Regions from separate parts of the Homo sapiens genome. Here regions 1 and 3 are each linked to region 2. The links are chromatin loops, found by intact Hi-C in ENCODE. Cell type or tissue: endothelial cell of umbilical vein. All regions are shown on one strand. Each heading gives the region's core, and the rest is flanking DNA. Links, peaks and the distances in the headings are about the cores only. Region 1 overlaps C11orf97 (chromosome 11 open reading frame 97). Region 2 has its middle 77 kb from the start of CWC15. Region 3 holds the start of FUT4 (fucosyltransferase 4).

Evidence for each region. A loop is a pair of places that touch in the nucleus more often than their neighbours do. Peaks named below come from ENCODE experiments on the same cell type or tissue, not always from the same donor. Only the 100,000 strongest peaks of a DNase experiment are listed, where the experiment ranks them.
Region 1: a loop joins it to region 2, with 13 times the contacts of the local background. A loop is called at or near these places in 28 of 110 quality-filtered maps.
Region 3: it touches region 2 in a loop (2.2-fold over the local background); 2 of 110 quality-filtered maps call a loop at or near these places.

The regions. Positions count from the first base shown.
Region 1 is chr11:94,517,778-94,525,798 of GRCh38, reverse strand. All of the region lies in intron 2 of C11orf97 (chromosome 11 open reading frame 97), which reads right to left. Among named protein-coding and RNA genes, the nearest start is that of C11orf97, 9.3 kb to the right of the region's middle. In endothelial cell of umbilical vein, for the core only: CTCF peaks have their summits at 3,942 and 6,122 (motif pointing left); no DNase peak of the experiment used is centred there; H3K27me3 peaks cover 279 bases.
Region 2 is chr11:94,892,398-94,900,418 of GRCh38, reverse strand. No RefSeq gene overlaps it. Among named protein-coding and RNA genes, the nearest start is that of CWC15, 77 kb to the left of the region's middle. In endothelial cell of umbilical vein, for the core only: a CTCF peak has its summit at 2,952 (motif pointing right); a DNase peak (open chromatin) is centred at 2,948; H3K27ac peaks cover 1,219 bases.
Region 3 is chr11:94,538,308-94,545,985 of GRCh38, reverse strand. It overlaps FUT4 (fucosyltransferase 4), which reads right to left and starts at 2,065. Exons shown (of 1, transcript NM_002033.4): 1 at 1-2,065. The coding sequence starts at 1,852. The coding sequence ends at 260. It overlaps PIWIL4-AS1 (PIWIL4 antisense RNA 1), which reads left to right. Exons shown (of 5, transcript NR_135093.1): 5 at 140-654. RefSeq lists an enhancer at 1-488 and a silencer at 1,308-1,877. In endothelial cell of umbilical vein, for the core only: no CTCF peak of the experiment used is centred there; DNase peaks (open chromatin) are centred at 1,605 and 1,995; H3K4me3 peaks cover 1,871 bases; H3K27ac peaks cover 1,396 bases; H3K27me3 peaks cover 240 bases.

The DNA of each region.
Region 1 (8,021 bases), core at 1,350-6,349, 370 kb after region 2:
CTCTTTGGATTGTAAATAATGAACATTGGAGCTTGAAAATCCAGTTTAGAGCCATATCGTCTGTACTTCTCTTGTGCAAGCAAGGTCAGAGTTTGACTACAGAAAGAAAAATATAAGTAATTTTAATTTATGTCTGGTGACTCCTAGGCTCTATAATTGTCTTGGCAAGCCTTTGGTGTCTAGTAAATTCCTCCTATATTTTGGGTGCAGAAGACATTTTAATTGAATGAAATAATGAATAACTGGTGTCTAGTAAATTCCTCCTATATTGTAGGTACAAAAAACATTTTAATTGAATGAAATAATGAAATATATCCACATTTGCTTGGCAACATTTTGCACTTTCTAAGCTTGTACTTAAGTAGTAAATAAACTGGATTCAAAATTAAGTTTACATGTATTAACGCACATGTAGACACTCATTAATGTATCTGGCAATACATTTCTGAAATTCTTTGGAAAAGGAAGTGTTGTGTAAGGGGAAGATTAATAAGTTCAGTAATCAAATTTTTCATGACTACTATAACCTCTGTAGGTTTTAGCCAGAAAAATACAAAAGACCTTGCAACTTGAAAACATTAAATTAATACATCACTTTATTTCTGCAAAGTCCTTTATAGAATAGAAATGCAGAAATAGTTTTAAAATAAACAATACAATAAATGCACTATTTCCATAATGAATGTCTCATAAGCCTACATTTTTCTTTTCTTTCTTTTTTTTTTTTTTCTTTTTTTCTTGAGATGGAGTCTTGCTCCATCATCCAAGCTGAAGTGCAGTGGTGAGATCTCGGCCCACTGCAACATTCGCCTCCTGGGTTCAAGCAATTCTCCTGCCTCAGCCTCAAGAGTAGCTGGGACTATAGGTGCACACTACCATGCCTGGCTAATTTTTGTATTTTTAATAGAGACGAGGTTTCACCATGTTGCCTGGGCTGGTTTTGAACTCCTGACCTCATGTGATCGGCCTGCCTTGTCCTCCCAAAGTGTTGGGATTACAGGCATGAGCTACTGAGCTCAGCCAATTCTACATTTTTCTTTTTGAAAAGTTGTAAAGAAAGGAAAATCTTCAGGAAATCACTGAGAATACATGAATGATGGACATTAGCTAAATTCTTCCTTATCCAGAAAGTTCTATAAGTTGCCCAAATTCCATTCTATCTGATTAAAAGATCTGATGAGAAAACTACACTCCCTTTTTTTTTTTTTTTTTCAGGATGAGGTTAACCTTTTCAAGTAGACACAGGTTCTTTGCCCTTATCTGATAGGAATGCAGAAAGCCTCTGAAACCTGTTTTTACCTCAAATTTGAACCTGGAGGCTAAACTGAAACTGAACCTACAGAAAACTAGTAACATTTCTTTTTTTTAACTGAATAGAACACTACTTGCTACTAAATCAATTTCAAATCTCTGTTCCTCTCCGAAGGCATAATCTTATGTTTTAAAGAGAGATAGAAGAACCCAATGGCTAATAGCAACAACATCAGCTTCTGACAAACCTGCATCCAAGTATCAGTGTGACATTGGACAAGTCACTGCATCCCCCTGAGCCTCAGCTTCAAGTTCTTCAAAATGTGAATTAAAAGAGCATATATCTCACTGGGTTATTGCAAGAATTAAAAGAGATTATTTGCAAAAAATTTATCACGTGCAGAAGAAACTCTGCAAATGATAACCATTATTACTATTATTATCACCATAATTCCCAACATCAACATCATCATATAAAAAGACATCCCTACCTCTCAACCCAGCATCCAGTGCTTCTAACTCAGCCCATGTATCAACACATCAGGAGCCTACAAGGAATCAAAAGTCCACAGAAGGGAGGACAAGAGGCCTGTTAGCCCATTATTTCTATTGTCACTGATGGCATTCCCTAGACCCAAGTATAGAGTGCAAAGTAACAACCACGTGAGACACCTTGTCCATTTCAGTGTCTTCACAGCCCTTATTAACTATAGTCACAATATGACCACAAGAACAAGTAGCACAGTTCATTCAGATAAGAGCCCCAGTCTGAACAACTATTTCTCCTGTGTCCCGCTAGCTATGCAACCAACGGTATCCCAAAAGAAATATAATGTTCATTCTATTCAACATCCATAAAACTCAATTTCTGAATCTTTTGATTTTTTACCAATTTCATTCAGCCAAAGGAGAAGAGAAAAAGCACAGAAATGACCCCACAGCTTCAGGGTACTTCCATAATTGTCACTGTCAACTCATTCAAAAATAAAACGTGCTATAATTTAAGTTGTTTACTTCCAGGACAGATCGCCCTCTTAATAGACTCTTCAATAAGTTCAATAAATAGCCCAGTATTGCAGTATTTTATCTATGGTTAAGGAAAATCCAATCTGGACTCTTACTGAAATCTCACCTTCAACAATCAATTACTTTGTTGTCAGAGTATGTGGAGTTGATTGTCTTAAAATTCAAACAAACCCAGCTAATTCATACATAGCTACAAATATGCTTAGATCCATGCATATATGTTGGGGTCCCTAGAATTTAGACAGGCTTGGGAATATCTACAAAACAGTATGTAGCGTTTATCCAAAGTCACAAATTCAAATATACATAGGAAGAGGCCAGGCAGGTAATATGAGTAAAGCTGGCTAGGGGTAAGAAATAATTGGTTCTCCCAGTCTTTCTCTTTTTTACTACTTTTGATGGAGGCATCATACAAGAGAAACAATTTTTTGTATTTCACGATGAGAAGAAAAAACCTGCAGCGGGCACGTGAACATACATAGCTTGTGATGTTTCCCACTGGAGTGGGGAACTTGGTGTAGGATGCTGAACAGTGGAGTGGGCAGGTCAGCACGGGGCATTGTAACCCAACCCCAGCCACTGTTGTTAATACAAATGGTGCCTTGATGGTGTCAAATCAACCTTTATCCTCCGTGCTCCATCCCTGCTCAAGAAAACCTAGACATCTAGATTTGTATATAAAATTTCTAATTTTAAAATATTGACAACTGGTTCAGATATTTAAAAAATATACTGCGGGGCAAATAAATATGTCTGCAAGGTGAACCTGGCATATGGGTCAACATTTTGGGATCTTGAGCCAAACTAAGGTACCCCTCACAGTCTAATTCGATGTGGAACATGGTGGTCTGGTGTGGAGATAGAGGATGGCTCTCTGGATTTGCATTTGGACCATAGGCTATGCCATTCATTGAGATGGGTGGTATAGGGGAAGCAGCAAGTCGGGGAGAGGTGTCAATTGTTTTGTTTGTTTGTTTGTTTGTTTTGAGACGGAGTCTCACTCTGTTGCCCAGGCCGGAGTGCAATGGCGGATCTCGGCTCACTGCAAGCTCCACCTCCCGGGTTCACGCCATTCTCCTGCCTCAGTCTCCCGAGTAGCTGGCACTACAGGCACCCGCCACCACGCCCGGCTAATTTTTTTTGTATGTTTAGTAGAGACGAGGTTTCACCATGTTAGCCAGGATGGTCTCGATCTCCTGACCTCGTGATACGCCCGTCTCAGCCTCCTAAAGTGCTGGGATTACAGGCGTGAGCCACCATGCCCAGCCCAGAGGTGTGAGTTTTGTTTTGGACATGTTGGGCCTGAGTTATCTTATGACTTATGGGACATCCAGGAAAAGAAGTTTAGCCTGCAGAGACACATTTCAGAGGCATCCTAGAGAGGCCGTAGTGAAAAGTATGAGAAAATCCCAGGAAAGCTAATGGAACAAGATTACAAGACTGTGGGAAACACTCCGATAAACATCAAGATTCGGAGAATGTAGTGAATAAAAAGAGTGCTTAACAGAGGATGAGAAAGAAGTAGAGCGAGAACCAGGACAGTTAAGTATCATGGAATTTGAGAAAGGAACAAGGTTGAAGGAGAGAGCCATCGACTATGTGAAATGTTGCAGAAAGCTCAAGCCACCTAGAGGCAGAACAGTATCCACTGCATTTAGCCATAACGTGTCACCAGAGACACCATAGTGAGTAGAAAGCCAATGGGATTGGGGGTCAGATCTGAATTTGGATCTGGTTCTGCTACTTAATGCATAACCTTGGGCAAGTTAAACACCTCTCAGAATCTTAGTTTACTCATCCTAAGATGGGGATCAGAATATCAATATCATACAGCTTTGTGAGGATTTGGGGTAAGCAAAATTAAGCCCCTATCCTCAGATAGCTTGTGTTCTAGTGGGAGAGATAGCCAATAAAGAAGTATGTAAAGAAATATGGATCCTCCTCGACTTACGACGGAGTTACATCCTGAAAAACCTATCATAAGTTGAAAAAAAATTGTAAGTAGTAAATGCATTTCATACACCTAACCTGCCAAACATCATAGCTTCGCCTAGCCTACCTTAAATGTGCTCAGAACACTTACATTAGAATGGCTAACTAGAAGCTGCGGCTCATGGCCACTGCCCAGCATTGCAAAGGAGAATCATAAGGCAGATCGCTAGCCCAGGAAAAGAGCAGCATTCAAAATTTGAAGTAGGGTTCCTACTGACATGTATCACTTTCACACCATCACATTGAAAAATCATAAGTTGAACCACAATAAGTTGGGGACTGTCTGCATAAAATTTCAGGTAGCAATAGAAAACAGGAGAAAGAAGAAAGCAGTATAGGGATTAGAAGGTGACCTGGAGGACAATTTCTGTTTTGACCTGGTGGAGTGGAAAGGCCTCTCTGAGAAGATGGCATATGCAGTTGAAGCCTGAATGAAGAGAGAGGAAGATATCTGAATGTCTGGGTGACCTTTAAATGTCCTGAGGGGTGAAAATGGATTTGGCACATTCCAGAATGTCAAGAAAGCCTGTGTGGTTAAAGTGGAGTGGAAAAGTATAGGAGATGAGATCAGAGAGGTGAGCTGGCCATAGGAGCATGAAATCTAGTCTCAGAATAATAAAAAGCCATCAGACAACTTTAAGCATGGAGGTGACATGTAACGATTTATGTTTGTAAAAGATCCCTCCGGTTTCAGTGCAGAGAATTAACAGTAGCAGGGGCAGTAGCAGAGGCTGTTATAGGATGCTATTGCCAGGCCTGCAAAAGGTGGCAGGGGCTTGGCAACGGTGCTGGTGGGGGATTTAGGATATACACTGAATTCAAAAGGATTGGCTGATAGACTGGATACGGAGTTTGAGGACTTGACTTCTAGGTGTTTGGTGGTACCATCTCATGATATGGGAAAGACCTATGGGTTTTTTAAAAGCCTGGGAATAGAGAATAAGATTTTGGTTCTGGACATCTTAAGGTTGAGAGGCCTATTGGACATCCAAGTGGAGAATCAAGTAGGTTTTGGGATTTAAGGGGAAAAGTATAGGGTAGAAATAAAAAATGCTGGAGTCATTAGCCCAATAGGGCTAGATATCCCACGGTGTGAGGGTAGGTAGAGAAAAGAGCCCATGACTGAGACCTCTAAATTATACAGGCTAGGTGGAGGGAGAGCCAGCAAAGAAGATGGAGAAAGAATAGCTAAAGAGGTAGGAGCAAAACCAGGAAATTGGAGCATTGTGACCTACAGGCCAAGCTAAGAAAGTGTTTTTAGAGAGAAGGAGGAAACAACTACATCAGATGTTACAGAGAGGTTGAGTATGTTGGAGGGATCATTGGATTTGACCTTCAAAAAGAAGGCTATTTGCAATCTTGGAAAGAACAGTTTCCCTGGACTCATGGGAACAAATGCCTAATTAGAATAGGTGAAGTAGCAAAGGAGAAGTAAAGGGGAGGAGAAAATGGTTAACATGTACTTATCTTTAAAAATAGCAGCTATAGGAACCACACAATTCTCTAAAAGTTTTATGCAGAATTCTGCACGTATGTGACAAACTGTGTCTTCCAGGAAAAGAAGCCATGGCTGTCATCAGATATATAAAGGAGGGGTCACTGCAAACCGAATTAGAAGCAAATGTCCAATGGCTGGCCTCTAGGCTCTGAGGCTGGGCTGGAAGAGTGTGGCACCCTCTCTAGATGCTAATTCTCTGTTCTGGCCAATGGTATGTGGCTTCTAGCCATGATATATATTTTAAAAACAGCGGGATTTCCCATAAGTAGATCATTTTAAAACCCAAATTTATAGAATCTATTCTCCGCATTGAAAGATTTTTCTAGGCTAAAATAGTACCTCTGTGCGACCTCTAGTGGATGTTATTTTAAAAAGCAGCCCAGACAGTCTTCATTTTATATAAAGGATATTTGAAAAGATTGCTTAGGAAAATGAATTTTTATAAACCAAAAGATACATCCTATTCACTCAGACTGTCTCACAATCTAGTGTATCCAATAAGAATAATACAACATACAGCTAGTGTATAAACTAGCTTTTATGTAGATTTTTAAAACAATGAAGATAAATCCAGAATATAACAGTATAGACTTAGAAAAAAATGTTAAACACCAGGAAAATAGTACATGTAGGCGGGGCTTCCCAGCTGAAATGCAGTAGGTCATTCTGCATCCATTCATTAAGTTCAAAATAGACTTTAAAACTTTCCTTGAAGATATTATGGGAGCAAATTTCACCATTTTATTGGTCTCTCCTTTTATAAGAATGGGTCATACGAGAAGACCCAAAGGAGTTTCTATGTCTGCTTTAGAAATGTAAAGTGGGGCCGGGCGTGGTGGCTCATGCCTGTAATGCCAGCACATTGGGAGGCCGAGGTGGGCAGATCACGAGGTCAGGAGTTCAAGACCAACCTGACCAACATGGTGAAACCCCATCTCTACTAAAAATACAAAAATTAGCTGGGCCGTGGTGGTGTGTGCCTGTAATCCCAGCTACTCAGGAGGCTGAGGCAGAAGAATCGCTTGAACCCAGGAGGCAGAGGTTGCAGTGAGCAGAGATCGTGTCACTGCACTCCAGCCTGGGTGACAGAGTGAGACTCCATCCAAAAAAAAAAAAAATGTAAAGTGGGCACAACATACATCATGTAATCTGAAATGATGGACTTCTGGGCCTGCAGCCTCTCTCTTAGGAATCCTTAGTGAATTTGGACCTCACTTGCAGGTTGACCAACAATTCTCCACAAATGAAGGAGTCTATGTAATAGTTTTGTTATTTCTTCTAGCAACTGCTGATACCCAAGAGTGTCACAATAAAAATCTGATGATTTGAGAGCATGAAATATGCATCTAGTAATCGTTGAGAAGGAACCATGAAAATGAAGGACGCCAGCAGTTTCAAACTAACATCTGGGATTCTGGGGCTCCTAGAGCATCTCTTTCACACATGAACCATCAATAAGAGCTATCAATGCTCAGATCCTCTACGGGATGAAATCCTTGGATGATCTGACCATGTAAATGACTTAGGTTCTGCTGAGTCAGTGATTTGCAAAGTCGGGTACTGGACCAGCAGCATCAATATCACCTGGGAAATTTGTAAAAATCCAAATTCTTGGGCTCCACTGCAGACATACTGTGCCAAATATGCTAGGGGTAGGGCTCAGCAATCTGCTTTTAACAAGCTCCCAGGTAATTCTGATAAAAATCTAAAGTTTGGAAACCACTGTTACTTGTCATACCTATATTGATAAAGATTGAAGTTATTATTGTGTTTTTCAGGCACTTGGAAAAAATGGTACATGTCATTAAATAGAAATAACTCCACCAAGAAAGTGGGACAGCAAAGTACATATTGATATCTAGATCTTTTTTTTTTTTTTTTTCTGATATGGAGTCTTGCTCTGTCACCCAGGCTGGGGTACAGTGGCGCGATCTTGGCTTACTGCAAGCTCTGCCTCCCGGTTCACGCCATTCTTCTGCCTCAGCCTCCCGAGTAGCTGGGACTACAGGTGCCCGCCACCATACCCGGCTAATTTTTTGTGTTTTTAGTAGAGACGGGTTTTCACCGTGTTAGCCAGGATAGTCTCAATCTCCTGACCTCGTGATCCATCCACCTCGGCCTCCCAAAGTGCTGGGATTACAGGCGTGAGCCACCGTGCCCAGCCCATTTTTTTTTCTAGACATGAAGGTTTATTTGGACATAAGCAAATTAATTATAAACTAGTTCAAGAACTTTCCAAAAACTTTTTATTTCA
Region 2 (8,021 bases), core at 1,009-6,008:
AATTTCTTTCAACAATGTTTTGTAGTTTTCAGTATAAAAATCTTACAATTATTTTGTTATATTTATTCCTAAGTAGTTTATTCTTCTTGATGCTATTGTATATAGAATCATATTCTTAATTTCATTTTCAGCTTATTTATTGCTGGTATATAGAAATACTATCAATCTTTGTATATTTATCTTCTATCCTGCACCTAGCTAAACTCATTTGTTAATTTTAATATTTGTTTTTGTGATGGTGGATTACTTAGAATATTCTATATACATGATCGTGTCATTTGTGAACAAAAATAATTTTACTTCCTTTCCAATCTGGATGTCTTTTATTTCTCATTCTTGCCTGATTGCCCTGGCTAGAATACAATATTGAAGAGATGTGGCAAGATCTATCATTCTTGTCTTGTCCATAATCTTAGGGAAAAAGCATTTATTCTTTCATCATAAGTACAATGTTAGCTGTGGACTTTTTTTTTTTTCGTAGTTCTTACAGGTTGAGGAAGTTTCCCTTCTATTCTGATTTTGTTTAGTGTATTTTTCATGAAAGGGTGCTAGATTTTGTCAAATGCTTTTTCTACATGTATTTAGATGATCATGCTGTTTTTGTCTTTTGTTCTACTGATATGGTTTATTACATTGATTGCTTTTGAATTTTGAACAACCTCGCATTCCTAGAATAAACCTCAGTTAGTCATGGTATATAATCCTTCTTAAAGGTTGCTGAATTTAGTTTCCTAGTATTTTGTTGAGGATTTTTGCCTCCATATTCAAAAGCGATATTGTTCTGCAGTTTTTTTTTTTTCTTGTGATGTCTTGGTCTGGTTTTGGCATCAGGGTAATACTAGCCTCATGGGATGAGTTGGGAAATGTTCCCACCTTATTCATTTTTTGGAAGAGTTTGTGAAGGATTGGTATTAACTCTTTTTTAAATGTTGGGTAGAATTCATCAGAGAAGGCATCAAGTTTTTAGTATATTCACAGAGTTGTGCAAAACTCACTAGAATTTAATTTTAGAGCATTTCTGTCACTCCCCAAAGAAACCCTGTAGTCACTAGCAGTAACACCTCACTTCCCTCAGCCTCAGGCAACCACTACTTTATTTTCTCTCCTTGTAGATTTGCCTATCCTAGACATTTTATATAAGTTAAATCATATAATATGCAGCACTTTATGACCAGTTTCTTTCACTTAGAAGACTGTTTTCAAGGTTCATCAATCCGTGTGTCACTACTTCATTCATTTTAGCTGCTGAATCGTATTCCACTGCATGAATATACCACATTTTGTTTATCGTCTGTTGAGAGACATTTGGGTTGTTCTCACATTTGCCTATGATAAATAATCCTGCTATGAACATTTGTGTAAAAGTTTTTGTATGGATTAGCAATGTTTTGTTTTTAAAATGATATTTGCAGCAGATTTTTATCTAGCACTTTAGTTGTTTTCATCAGCTGAATTGCCAGAAACATAAATCAAATTTTGCTTTTCTCACTGAGCTTGTACTACCTAATTGGAGCAAGGAATGTGGTCAAAGGATGTGGTGGCCTAGCATAAAGAGAATCTCTAGCAGTTTCATACCTGAGGGCTTTATGCAGGGGAATACAGGACCCTAAATAAAGGAACAAAGAAATCCATCCATCCATCCATCCATCCATCCATCCATCCATCCATCCATCCATATACTTCATTCATTCATTAACTAATAGTTTTTGAGCATCTACTGCATATGGGCCAGGCCCTGTGTGAGGGAGGCTGAAAATTCAAATGAATGTAAGACAGACCTGGTCTCTACCTTCTGAGAGCTTACATTTTAACAGAAAACAACCAAACAGGCAAATTTCCACACAGTATGATAGCTACAATGCAAATGGAAGAACAGGGGCCTATGGGAGCAAAGAGGAGGGCTCACCACCCAGTGGGGAGAGGGCCGGAAGTCTTCCCAGAGGCAATGGGAGCTACAGAAGAACTTCAATTGTGTATTGGTGAGGTAGGGGGTTGATGTGGGGGTGAAACTACCCTGCAACATTGAGTTCTTTATCTAGGAACCCTGATGGAGCAATGAATTTCAAAACCCGGGTCCATCTTTTGATAGAACTGCCCAAAATGAGTTTAACACGGTGCTTGGCAGACACAGAACAGGTGCTCTGTGTGTGTGTGTGTTTGTGTGTGTGTGTATACACACATATATACATAATGAATCCACGGTAAACCTAACTGTACACCCACCCCAGTTCATTGTAATCTAGGTGTCTTCCTAGATTTGCAAACCGCTGATAAGAGATTTTTCTTTTTCAAGAGCAGAGATGAATTAGAGAATATAAAGCTTGTTCTTCAAATCAGTTATCTAAACTGCAGGGCTGTCCAGTAGAAATTTCTGTGATGACAGAAACGTTCTAGACTTGTGATCTCTTACATGATAGTCACTAGCCACAAGTAGCTACTGAGTGCTTGAAATGTGGCTAGTGTGACCGAGTCACTCAGTTTTAAATTTTATTTAATTTTAATTAATTTCAATTCAAGCAGTCAGATGTGACTAGTGGCTACCGTGTTGAATAGAACAGCAGAAACACTGTTGCTACTAAAAGTGCATTATGAATGCACTTTTCAAAGAGCTTTACCTCTCTTATCCCTTATTGTCACTTGATCCTCACAACAGTCCTGTGAAAGATGTATACCAGGCACCATTCATCTCATTTTACAGATAAGGAATCTGAGGCCCAGAGAGGTTCCCAGCTAAAGACTGATCTGGGCCTGGAGTCCTGGGATCCTGAACAATTAAGGAGACTGGTGTTCTTGCCCTCCAGCCATCAGAGGATGACTGTAAGGCCCAAATAATGTCTTGTCTCATTGCTATGAGTGTATAAAGGATTGAGCAGATGCCTGGAGCTAGCATTGGAGTAGCAGAATTTCCAAGTCCAGATCCTAGGGAGAATGGTGGTCATTCCCATGATGGGCCACTAGAGGGGGCTTGCTGCTCTAACACGAGGTTATTTCTTTTTAGTTATTACCTTTATAGTTCAGGGTGCCAAGACTTTGCAGCACATCTTTTCAAGGTGGAACAGATGGTTAACTTCTTGGCAATATTTCTATGTCATTTGCAGATGTTGGCTCAAAAATACCTTTCCTTGAGGTCCAAATGTACTGATTAAGTTCAGTTTTTTGGCCTAAAGTTATTTAGAGGCAAATTTCCAAAATATCATTAAGCCTTACCAGCCATTTTCTGAAAGCAGGCTTGAATAGGAGGAAAAAAGAACAAGTGAGTAATGGGAAGAGGAACAGAGTTGTGAAGAGGTAAAATTTATGGAAAAATTAGGTCACTGAAAAAGGAGAAGAGGAAAATGAAGATAAGCCTTATTATTAGTTTAATTCCTCTTTCACTGTAACAAGAAAAACACACAAGAATTTAAAGGCACTCCAATTATCTTACCTGTGGCTGGATAGGGAGGACTGCATGTCCCCCTGGGACAAGGCCACAGTCTCTGATTTTTAATACTTCCATCTTATCCCAAGAGGAGACACTCTCCCCCAGGACTTAAGCAACACTTCTTGCCTATTTTCCTGTTCAAAATTATAAACAAGGTAGACAGGGAGGCAACACTGCTTGCATTCTATCAGAAACTGAGCCTTGGATTGCCCGATGACCTGCCCAAGACCACTGAGCTAGTAAATAGGAGAACCAGATTTACAGCCGGGTCTATGTGACTTAGCCTGACAATGTACAGTTGTGCAGGTTATTCTCTATCTAGTAGCAGGAAGTGACATGTACATAGGTATCTCCATATATATATATATATATATATTCGCTATTTTCCAGCAAATGGCAATCAACTGACTTGAGGGAGGAATACCCATTGTCTAATTTGCAAAAGATACCATTTGAGCTCTCAGTAGCCCTGGTATGGCTGCTGTCACTCCTCTATCCACAAGGAAGCGAAGCTATGACAGGCTGTTCCAAAAGCCCAGGAACTCAGCCTTGAGGGCTGCTCCTGCTCAGTCAGCGTCCTCATGCACATTTGTGCAGACTAATTTCAAGGTCTACTGAGAACCTTCTGACTCCAAGCCAGGCCTTTGGGTACGGAAAGAGGCTAGAGGTCAGAGAAAGATGCCATTGGTGAAGAAGAATTTGAAAAAAAAAAATCTACCAAACAAGAACAAAAAATCCACTCCCTCTTGACCAGGAAGGAGCAGAAGCACAGTAGGGTGACAAAAATACATGGACTCTAGAGCCAGCCAGACAGTGGGTCAAATCCAGGCTCCGTTACTCACTAGCTGGTTGACAGGCAGTGAGTCACCTTATTTCTCTGAGCCTGTTTCCTCATCTGTAAATGATGGGTGGTTGGCTGCATGCTCTTTCAAAGGTTGTTGTGATGATTAAATGAAATAATACATGTAGAGGATCTGACATGGTACCAGGCATGGTCAGGGTTTTTTAAAATTCAGCCACTGTATTGCTATTTGATGTCAGGTCAGCAGTCAGAGATGTCAGCCTGGAGGGCTGGGCTGGGGATAGAGAAGTCGCAGACGTAGAGCCAAGAAACCCTCTGCATTCCTGGTTGTAGCCCAAAGAGACTAGGCAGCTGGGGGAAAACTGGCCATCCACGCATCCCACCCTCAATTATTAACAGGAGGGTTTGGGAAGAAATGATCTGATATGGGTGCTAAGCATCCCTGCAAGTTTCCACTAGATATGCCAAGAACACAAGTCCCTGAGTGCTCTTTACCCAGATCATTTCTCAGAGTTGTGTTTGCAGCCAGCAGTCTTGAGGGATGAGGTAATGTCTTCCTTTGGACAACGAGCAGGCTTGCTTACCACTCATTATAAAAGCAGTAGATTTCTTAAACTCAGTGTCCCTCAGCAATAATGCAAACTCACTGCATGTATAGCATCTACCAGGGGCCCCCTGCATTGCCCTGTATGACTTGGGGGAATGGAAAACTGATGCCAACATGGTACTCATGCTGCTGGCTATGTTATGAATAACAAAGAGACCTAGGAGTATCATGTCTTCCAAAAACATTCATAACACATTAACAAACTTGCTTATTACTTTGGAAGTAGGGTAAAATTCCAGACCCTGATGGGAGACTTTCAGAATCTTCTGGTTCAGAGGAGGGACTACAGGAACTTGTCATTTAAAAACTTTTAATTTTGAAGTTGCATTTGACTATCAAACACATGAGGGGTTGGGTAAAAGAAAAAGAATTTATTGAAATCTATTAAAATACCTGCCCCTCTCCCTAAAAGTCCCCTTTGACATTAACATAGCCTTGGATGGGACTTTATGAGTGCAGGCAGGCAGGGGAGTTGGATCAGGAGTTGTACCCCTGGTCAGGCTACCAGCTCTATCCTACAGGGTGGCTTTGGCTTGAGGGGTGGGGTGCAACAGTATATTAATGATGGAGTATACAGTTTCTCCTACCTCCTGGGAATAGAGGGCTGAGGCTGAGTGGCTCAAATTTTAAGAGATTTCAAAATTAAGTTACTGATCTTTAGTATTATTAAAGAAGAGCTGAAATTGGGGATTTTAAGTCACAAACAACAAGGATCTTCTGTTTCTATTTTATTAACCATGTTGTATGTATACTTTGCTGGTAGCCCCCTCAATTCCTTGTGGAAAAGATAAAAGATAAAAAACAAGCAAGCAAGATCAAGATGGCTGATGGACCACCCAACACTTGCCTTCTCTACAAAGAAGGATCAAACAACAAATAGATAACCACACATTAAATACAGCATCTAAGAATTCAGCAAAGAAGAGATAAAGACACTCTGAGGCATGGAAACTTGAGATGTATAGGATGGGAAGTAAAGCAGCCAGCCAGAACTGGCTTGGAGCTGAGAGCCCCCTGCCCCCTTATTGCAGGAAAAAGGTAGGCAGGAGATCCCCAGCAGTCCACATTCCCACCACAGACACCTGAAATCCTGACTACAGGAGAGCGCCACAGCCCTCACAGGCCCTGAGCCTGATATAGGGAGCTTCCCGGACTCCACATGACTGCATTGCCCCAGAGTGGGAATCTACATCAGGTGCCCCTCACCCTTTGGGACCCAGGCTGCTACAGTATGGTACAATTTTAAGAGCTGAGCCACCACCAAACTTCATCTTGACCTGAGCCCCAATAGCCCCCTGCCTCTCCACACCACTGGGACACCAATGATATCCACCCTATCACTCATCCAAAGAGCTGCAGCATTATGACACTAGCTGGACCCAGTGGTGAATTTGTGTTGCTGGCGTCTAAGCCCATTCAGTGCCCTACCTCCTGGGTAACAGGTGGTCCAGCACATCAGGGAAGCTGCCCACAGGATATAGGAAGGCAAAGCATGGGCTCCTCAGAACCCGAGAGCCACTTGCCTGGAGCTACCACTGCTAGCAGTGATCCTGCCCCCTGCAGTGTCAGGGCTACTATATGCCCACGTGTGCCCCACCCGGGACGAAAGGATAAGCCTGCCCAGGGGCCCCAACCCCAGAAAAATTACCTGATGGCTTCCACAAACACAGACTAAGCCACTGAGGAGCTCGCAGACACCACTGATGTTGGATACAGCCAAAGAAATCATACAAAGACTATACTACTGTGTTCACCCAGAACCAAAACCAAAGTGCCCCAACCAACCAACACTATAGATACATCTATGGGAAAACATCTTTTCCTACAAAAGCTACTCCATCAAATTGGAAGAAGTGACTGTTACACTATATGTGCAGATGTCAACATAAGGACACACAAAAAAATGAAAATTCAAGGAATATGACACCTCCAAAGGAACATAATTCTCCAGTAACAGACCCCAAAGAAAAGAAAATCTATGAAATGCCTGGAAAGGAATTCAAAATAATAATCCTAAGGAAACTTAGTGAGATATGAGAACACAGGTAGATAATACAAAAAAAAAAACATGAAAACAACTCATGATCTGAATGAGAAATCCAATCGAGATGTATATAATTTTTAAAAAACCAAGCAGAATTTTGGAGCTGAAGAATTCAATGAATAAAATGAAAAATACAATGGATAGCTTCAACAATATACCACATCAAGCAGAAAAAAATTTCTGAACTCACAGTTCTTTTGAAATAACCCAATTTGACAAAGAAAAAAGAATAAAGAAGGCCTACATGACATATAGAACACCCTTATGCAACAAATATTCACATTTTGGGAGTTCCAGAGGGAGAAGAGATAGGAAAGTGCATAGAAAACCTATATAATAAAATAATAGCTGAACAGTTCCCAAGTCTTCAGAGAGATACATCTAAATACAAGAAGCTTAAAAGATTCCTAAATAGATTCAACCCAAAAAGGTCCTCCCAGAGGCATATTACACTTAAACTATGAAAAGTCAAAGACAAAGAGGATTCTAATAATAGCAAAAGAAAATAATCAAGTCACATGTAAGAGAATTTCCACCAAACTAACAGCATATTTCTAAGAAGAAACCTTATAGGCCAGGAGATAATAAAGTCAAAGTGGTTTTTGTTTTGTTTTGTTTTGTTTTTAAAAAAACCCTGCCAGCCAAGAATGCTACACAGAGAAAGCTATCCTTCAGAAATGAAAAAGAAATAAACTCTTTTCTCAGACAAAAACTGAGGGAATTTAACACCACTAGACCAGTCCTACAAGAAATGCTTAAGTGAGCATCTGGAAACAAAAGAACAATATCTATCCTCATGAAAACACACAGAAGTATAAAACTCACTGGTAGAACAGATATACAAGTGAGAAAAAAAGAATCAAATGTTATTATTATAAAAAACTACCAAGCACAAAAGATAAACAATAAGAGGAAGAAAAAGAAAATGATATGCAAAACTATCAGAAAATAATTAACTAAATACAGCAGTAAGTCCTCATCTGCCAATAGCAACCTTACATGTAAATTGTTTAAAGCTCTCAGCTAAAAGATATAGACTGGCTGAATGAATTTTTAAAAAGCAAGACTCAACTATATGCTGACTGCAAGAAATTCACTTCACCTGTAAAGACACACAGACCGAATGTGAAGGGATGAAAAAAGATAT
Region 3 (7,678 bases), core at 1-5,000, 350 kb after region 2:
ACCCCCTCCTTCACCCCTAAACAATGATGCCCATCAGCAGCAAAGGGAGCCCAATTGCTAGCTGTGCAAAAAATATGGAAACCGGGCCCCCATCTCTGTGCTGAGTAATATTAATTGGTAAATCGTTTTTTTCCCATAGAGCAAAAATGGGTGTTTGAAGAACTTACTCCCATGATGCGGCAGTCAAGGAGATGCACAGTAGAGGATCAAAAAGCTGACAACTTGGCCTCCCCTGGGTCGCTTCCAGGGGAGCGCGGCTTCACCGCTCGAACCAGCTGGCCAAGTTCCGTATGCTCTTGGGCCGGTCCCCAGCCCTCTGTACAGCCTGGCACACCCGGCACCAAGGCTCGTCCCAGAAGGAGGTGATGTGGACAGCGTAGCTCCGGCGCCAGTGGAAGTAGCGGCGATAGACCGCGGGGTTGCGGTCGAGGAAAAGCAGGTACGAGGCCAGGGAGGAGGCACTTGGGAAGTCGTCCACGTGGATGAAGGCGCCGCGGGGCACAAAGCGCTCGTAGTTGGCACGGTCTGGGCCCAGCACCACCGGCACCGCCCCAGCGAGCAACGCGTTGCGCCAGAGCTTCTCGGTGATATAATCCAGGTGCTGCGAGTTCTCGAAAGCCAGGTAGAACTTGTAGCGGGCCACTGTGTGCAGGAGCCCAATTTCGGGCACCGGCTGCCCCGGCCCGCCCCGGCCGAACACGTCCACGGTCACATGTTGGCTCAGTTGGTGGTAGTAGCGGACCCGGGCCTGGCGCTCGTCCCAGTGGCTCACCACCCATGCCACCAGCCCCTGTTTCCTGGACAGTGGCGGGGCCAGGCCTGAGGGCGGGTCGCCGGGGTGGCTTCTGGGGTAGAGGTAGCCATAAGGCACAAAGACGTCCGAGTCCGCCCGGTAGGAGAGCGTCCAGTTGAAGAGGTTACTTGCCAGGCTTCGCAGCCCCGGGGAGTGCGAGGGCGACTCGAAGTTCATCCAAACCCAGCGCTGGCCCGGGGGCCTGGGGCTGGAGGTCGCCAGGGCTTCTGCCGCCGCCGCTGCCTCCTCGTAGTCCAACACGCGCAGATCCACCTCCTCGGCAGTGTGCGCCTGGATGCCCCAGGGCGGGGGCCAGTCGGGGGGCCCCTTCACGAGGTCGCGGTGGTGGAAAAGCACGGCCTGAGCCTCTCCGTAGGACGCGCGGTCGGTGAGCAGGCGGCAGCCGCTGATGTTGAAGCGCAGCCGGCAGTCAGGGGGCGGCCTCGGGGCGCTATCGCGCCCCCCGAAGGGCTCCCACCACAGCAGCACGCCCACCGGTCGCGACGGGGTTGGCGACGCCCAGGGCAGCGGCGGCAGCTGCCCCCAGCAAGCGTAGGTGATCAGCGCCGTACACGTCAAGCCGGCGGCCGCCAGCACACAGACGGTCCATGGCAGCCCCCGGCCTCGGCGCCACCCGCGCCGCCCGCCCGCCGCCGCCGTCGGCGAGCCCCACGGTGCCCCCATGGCGCGAACAGGCAGCGCTGCCTCCGCTCGCCACGCGTCCGCAGGCGTGGAGGAGCGGCACCGGCTCTCATGCTGTAGCTGCGGCTCCAGCCGTCGCTGCCGCTCGCCGCTGGCCCGGGAATGGAAGGGGGCGGTCCCAGAATGCAAAGGCCGCGGGCCCTGCCCTGCTCCTCCCAAGTGCCGGGCGGGGCGAGCCGCCAGGGCAAGGTGAGCTGGCCAGGACGCCCAACCGGGCACCGCCCGTCCCTTTCTTCCACTGCGCCCGGGGCCCAGCCGGCCCGACCAGGCCCCGGGAGCCTCCTGCGGCGCCTCCGCCCACTCCTTCTCCCAGCCCGCGCCCGAGGGCTTCCGGGCCGCGCCCCACAAGCGCCTCATCCGCTACTCTTGATTCTCTCTCAACTGATCCGGTTTCCCTCTGCGCGCGCCCACCGCCCTGGCCCTCGCTCACTGTGGCCCGAACCCTCGCCTTCCAGAGGGAAGGCCCGGTTCATCCCTGGGAAGGTACAGGAGGCTCGAGACCTTCTAAAGCAGCTGCCGCGCAGGAGCAGGCCCTAGAACAGACGGAAGGCGGACCCGGCGCCGCGGAACGGAGGATAGCGTCGGCTTCCTGCCGTTGGGCCTAGCCACCCGCCAGCGACGCCCGCCGGAGGGAGGGATTGAGGGAGGGAGGGAGTCCAGAGGCCGGGGGAACGTGCGAGCAGAGGCGCGGCCACCGCATCCGTGGCCAGGATCTCGTGGCCCGCCGAGACGGTCGAATTGTGGAGGCAGCCCGCAGCGGCGTGGCCTTCAGAGTCTCTGCATTTGGTGAAGAACTTAAGTTTTCAATGTGAGTGCTCATAAGAACATTTCCTTTGCCTGCCAGCCCAGTAAAGGATAGAGAACAAAATGTTTTCTTAGCAATCAAAACATGTTCTTTCCTTTGGTCCCCTACCAAATAAGTCTGACTTGCCGGCTCATAGTAGTATTGCTTGTACCAAGACGCACAGGACTCATAAACCAAAGATGAAGATGTGACCCCCCCAAGGCCCTTGTCGTCAAGGAATTTATTGCCTGTTCAGTGAGATGAATGAATGAATATCACTATTAATTTTACCAAGCACTTAAAAAACATTTTCTGCACCCATGAAAGTTATGCAAAATAGTTTGGATGATAAAATGATGACGAAGATAAATATTCTAGCACCCAAGTTAAGGGTGTAAAGACAGTATCGCACTGGCCTCTTCTACCTTATTAGGCGACACTGGAGACATCTACGTCTACAGTCACTTGAGAAATTTTTTACCTACGGGTTGAATTTGAATTTCTGGGTGTTCGCTTTGGTTTATGATATTCAACTTTTATTCAGGGGATTTCCAAATAGATCAGGGGCGGGGCTGCTGACCTAAGGAGAGGAGAAAGTTTTGAGAGAAGTTTTAGTAGATCACAGCTGTGCATCAGTGGAGTCCCACTGATACTAGGGGAGAAATAGACAGTGCTGGGAATGGGGCAATCCTGCCAGGTGTTTTTGATGTTATGCCTACAGAAAATAAATTTGCGTTAGCCATATGAATTTAAGAATGTTTTCATTAAAAATCAAGTATAGGCCAGGCGCGGTGGCTCACGCCTATACTCCCAGCACTTTGGGAGGCCGAGGCGGGCGGATCCCGAGGTCAGGAGATCGAGACCATCCTGGCTAACACGGTGAAACTCTGTCTCCACTAAAAATAAAAAAAAATTAGCCAGGCTTGGTGGCGGGCGCCTGTAGTCCCAGCTACTCGGGAAGCTGAGGCAGGAGAATGGCGTCAACCCAGGAGGCGGAGCTTGCAGTGAGCCCAGATCGCGCCACTGCACTCCAGCCTGGGCGACAAAGCGAGACTCCGTCTCGGAAAAAAAAAAAAAAAAATCAAGCATTGTGTGTAAAAGCTTCTATAAAAGTGGCTTCCGGGTGGCGCTCTCTGCAGGGCCACAGCCTCAGTTTGGAGACTAGATGGAGGATGTTAGGTGTTCTGGCTAGGCCCATCAACCTAGTAACATTTCCTCCTGCACAGTAAAACCTTTCATAATGCTTCTGGGGTTTTTTGTTTGTTTGAAAAACAGAAATTAGAAATCAAATATTTTATTTGAAATTAGACATTTCAGTGACTTTTTTCCACTCTTACTTTTAATTAAAAGAAAAAGCTATAAATGCACAAATTACTTGTTTAAACGAAATAAAGGAAAAAGTGTATTGGCTTCTCTTTTTATGCAATTCAAGAATCCAGCCATTTATTCACATTCTTCTCCCTCTTCAGTTAAATAAGACATCACAGATAGAGCCTAACATTGTGTCTGGCACGTGGCCGGTAGGCATTTGGGAAATATTACCCTGCTTGATTGCTTCCTTCCACCACTCCCGATTTTCTCTTAAGCCTCCGAATGTTCCAATTAAGCCATCTTTTTACCTGAAGAATGCCCGAGGTCTCATGCATATCAATTTTCTTTGTGCCCTCTTACCTCGGTAGGGTTGAGACCACAAACTGCCCCTACTATACCCTTATTTGATGTGGGAGGAGGGGATACTAGGTAGTAAGGTGTGTCTGGATGAATGGAAACCAGTCGTGACTTCGCAAATTGCTGGTTGAAGGTCATACGTGATCATTGTGCATCTCATACATGCACAAACATTCACAGGGGACTGGATTGTTCTTATTTTAAAAGAGCCATTGGTAGGGTAGAGGAGAAGGAAAGGGAGGAAAGGAGTTATGGGAAATTAATAAATTTACTCACTTGTTCATTTAACAAATTGGGAAACAAATGCAAAACACGGTTTCTACCTTCAAAAATCTACGAGAGAAACAGATAGTGGGGAGGGAAGGGATCATGGAAGGCTTTGAGGAGGTGGCTCCTGGAATAATTAGGAATCATTACAATGCAGAGGAAGAGGGCTGAGGTGTTAGTTGCCACAGAGGGAGCAGCACTGCAGAGGCCAGGGAGGGAAGACTGGGGCAGTAGGCGAGGAATTACTAGGGTATAGTTTGGCGAAGGAGATGGTGTTTATCCTGCAGGCTGTCGAGAAAGTCCTTGGAAGGCTTTAACAAAGGAAGGAAGCGATATTCATTTTTAAAATGAATTCTTATTTTTATTACGTATAAGGAGGGTGAGTATATGGATGGGGACACGGGGGGGCTGCGGAATGCTGACTGTTAATGTAGGCTCTGGTTAATGGGTGTGTTTGGTTATGGAAGTTCATCAAACTGTATGCTTACATATGTACTTTTATGGGTGGACATTATACTTTAGAAAAAAGTTTCTAAGAAAAAATCATTCTGTCATTAGTAAAGAGTGAGTTGGGTAAAAATAGGGTAAGAGTAGGGGTGTGGTGGTGTGCAGTTGGAAAGTTATTGCTGTAATTCAGATGTGAAATAAAGAGGGCCTGAACTGAGACAGTAGCTGTGAGGATGAGGAAGAAAATTAAAGGAGGATAGATTCAGAGAGATTTAGGAGGCTGGTTTCTTTCTCTGGGAAGCCTTTCTGGATACCCACAAACATATATCCAGGGTAGTTTACATGGCCCTCCTGTGCACTCTCACACATGCTGCACCTTTCAGAACATCATGGGACATCCAGAGATCATGACTGTTTCATTCATAATTCCATCCTGAACACCCACCACGGAACCAGGTTTCTAGTAGTGAATATTTGTTGAATGAATGTATGCCCTTAATGTATCACCGAAATTATCTGTTGGTATCTCTTTCCCCACTACAAAATGAGAAGACATCCGGAGATCTTGGCTATGTGAATGACTTGCTATGACCTTGAAATGTCCCTTAAGCTTTCAGTGGAAAATATTGTACATGTATTAAGCATAGTCCTGGCAACAGGCATCAGAAATGATATCAAATTAGACTGCTGTCATTGGCCAAACCTGGGATGAGTGCTCATTCTTGAAGCAATCACTGTGGTCAGGGAATGGGTACTCTCTTTAGACCCTCCTCTGGAGCTAGAATCAGTCCCATCTGAATAACAGATGTGGAATAATCTGTTATTCTTGAATAACAGTGCGGGGAGAGAAGTTACCCAAAAGAAAAAATGAGGTGGTGTTACCTGAAAAAGAGGGAAAGGATGCTAGGTGGGCAAAAACATGTCTGCTACCCATGTGGAAGGAGATATTACTATTCTTACAATGAAGAGGCTGGACTAAATGAACTCTGAATCATCTTAGATTTCGAACATGGAAGAATAGTCCATGATTCTTTTACATTTGGTAACAAATGATTCTTTGTGCATTTAAAGGCCTCTCAGTTTCCACAAAATATTGCACAGAAAGAACTAGCTTTCAGTTGCCAGCATGAAGATGAGATGGGCATGGAGAAGGGTCTTTGGACCCTGAGGGTTGCAAAAGTAGTGTAGAAGAGAGCTCCATAATTCAAGACTTAATTTATGACACTGAATGAGCAATGAACTCACAACATGCCAAAAGTGACCTATTCGGTTCCAAAATTTTATATTGGACAGAATTCTTTGGGAGCAAGAACCAGGCCAACTGTGGTTCCTAAAATTCGAACTCATTCCTTATTCTTTCTCAAGGATATAGTTCATTTGATAATAAGACCATCCTAGTTCATTTTAAAGGCTCTCCCAGTGTTACTCACCAGAGACAGATTTGATATTTCCTATGGAAGCCCCAGAATAGGTTCTGACTGCCTAGCTTTCTAGGCGGAGCCAAGCTCTGTCAGCATAAACTCCCTGAGATTCAGGCTACCCTCAAATGGGTTGTTACCCTTGGTTGGCTCTGAGATTTCTGTGTCTGAACATTGGCCTGCTAAGTATGTTTTAATTTTTTTTCCTTGAAGAGAGAAAAAGGCAGTTGAGTCCCTTCCTACATTGTGTACTTACCAGGAAATGCTGAGGGCGTCAGTGAGCAGGTGTGGTTGGAATGGCTAATCTGTGTGCAAATAGGTGGAGGCAGTTTCCTTTGTCAGGAACAATTTTTTAACCTTGCATAGTTGGACAGATAAGTATGGAATGGACTGTTGGTTAAAAAATCAAAAATTGTGTACAATCAATGACACCCACAATCTATTGTTCATTGCCCTGCAAAATCTTTTACAGAAAAATAAAACTGCTGGAGCGGTGGCTCACACCTGTAATCTCAGCACTTTGAGAGGCCGAGGTGGGCAGATCACATAAGGTCAGGAGTTCGAAACCAGCGTGGCCAACATGGTGAAAACCTATGTCTTCTAAAAATACAAAAAAAAAAAAAATTAGCTGGGCGTAGTATCGCATGCCTGCAGTTCCAGCTACTCGGGAGGCTGAAGCATGAAAATCACTAAAACCTGGGAGGCGGAGGTTGCAGTGAGCCGAAATCATGTCACTGCACTTAAGCCTGACTTTGTCAAAAAAAAAAAAAAAGAAAGAAAAATAAACCTAACATAAATTTGTAAGTGCTTTTCTTTTTATCTAAGTGTGAAAATGTACTGGCCCTAAAAGAAATTGTTATAGATAGTCAATATGGGAATTTATTATATTTACTTTAGTGTTATACTTTTTATGCACTCAAGTTCTTCCTGTACACTTACTTGACAGAATAGGAAATGCAAGAATTGTGGATGCTCAGAAAAATGGACATAGTGAAGTTTTGGTTAAAATCGGAAATGCAGTCGTCCTTCCATATCCATTTGCACAGAAAGAACTAGCTTTCAGTTGCAAGCATGAAGATGAGATCAGGCATGGGGAAGGGTCTTTAGACACTGAGGGTTGCAAAAGTAGTGTAGAAGAACCCGCATGGATATGAAAATCTATAGATGCTCAAGTCCCTTATATAAAATGGTATAGTATTTGTATATAACCTGCACAATCATCCAGTGTACTTTAAATAATCTCTAGATTACTTTATAATATCTAATACAATGTAAATGCTATGTAAATAATTGTTATACTCTATTGTTTAAGGAATAATGACCAAAAAAAAAAAAAGGTGTGTACACGTTCAGTACAGACAGAACCATCCTTTTTTTTTCCGAGTGTTTTCAATCCGAGTTTGGTTGAAGCCAAGGATACGAAACACACAGATATGGAGGCTGACTGTATTTTCATGATATTTTAAATATTTCAAGGGTTTACCTCTACATTCTCATTAAACTACCTTTTCCTAAAATAGAGTTTATTTTCAGTCATGTGGAAAAAATTATAGCATACAAGGCTTACACAAAATAAAATTATTTTGACATTGAGATAAA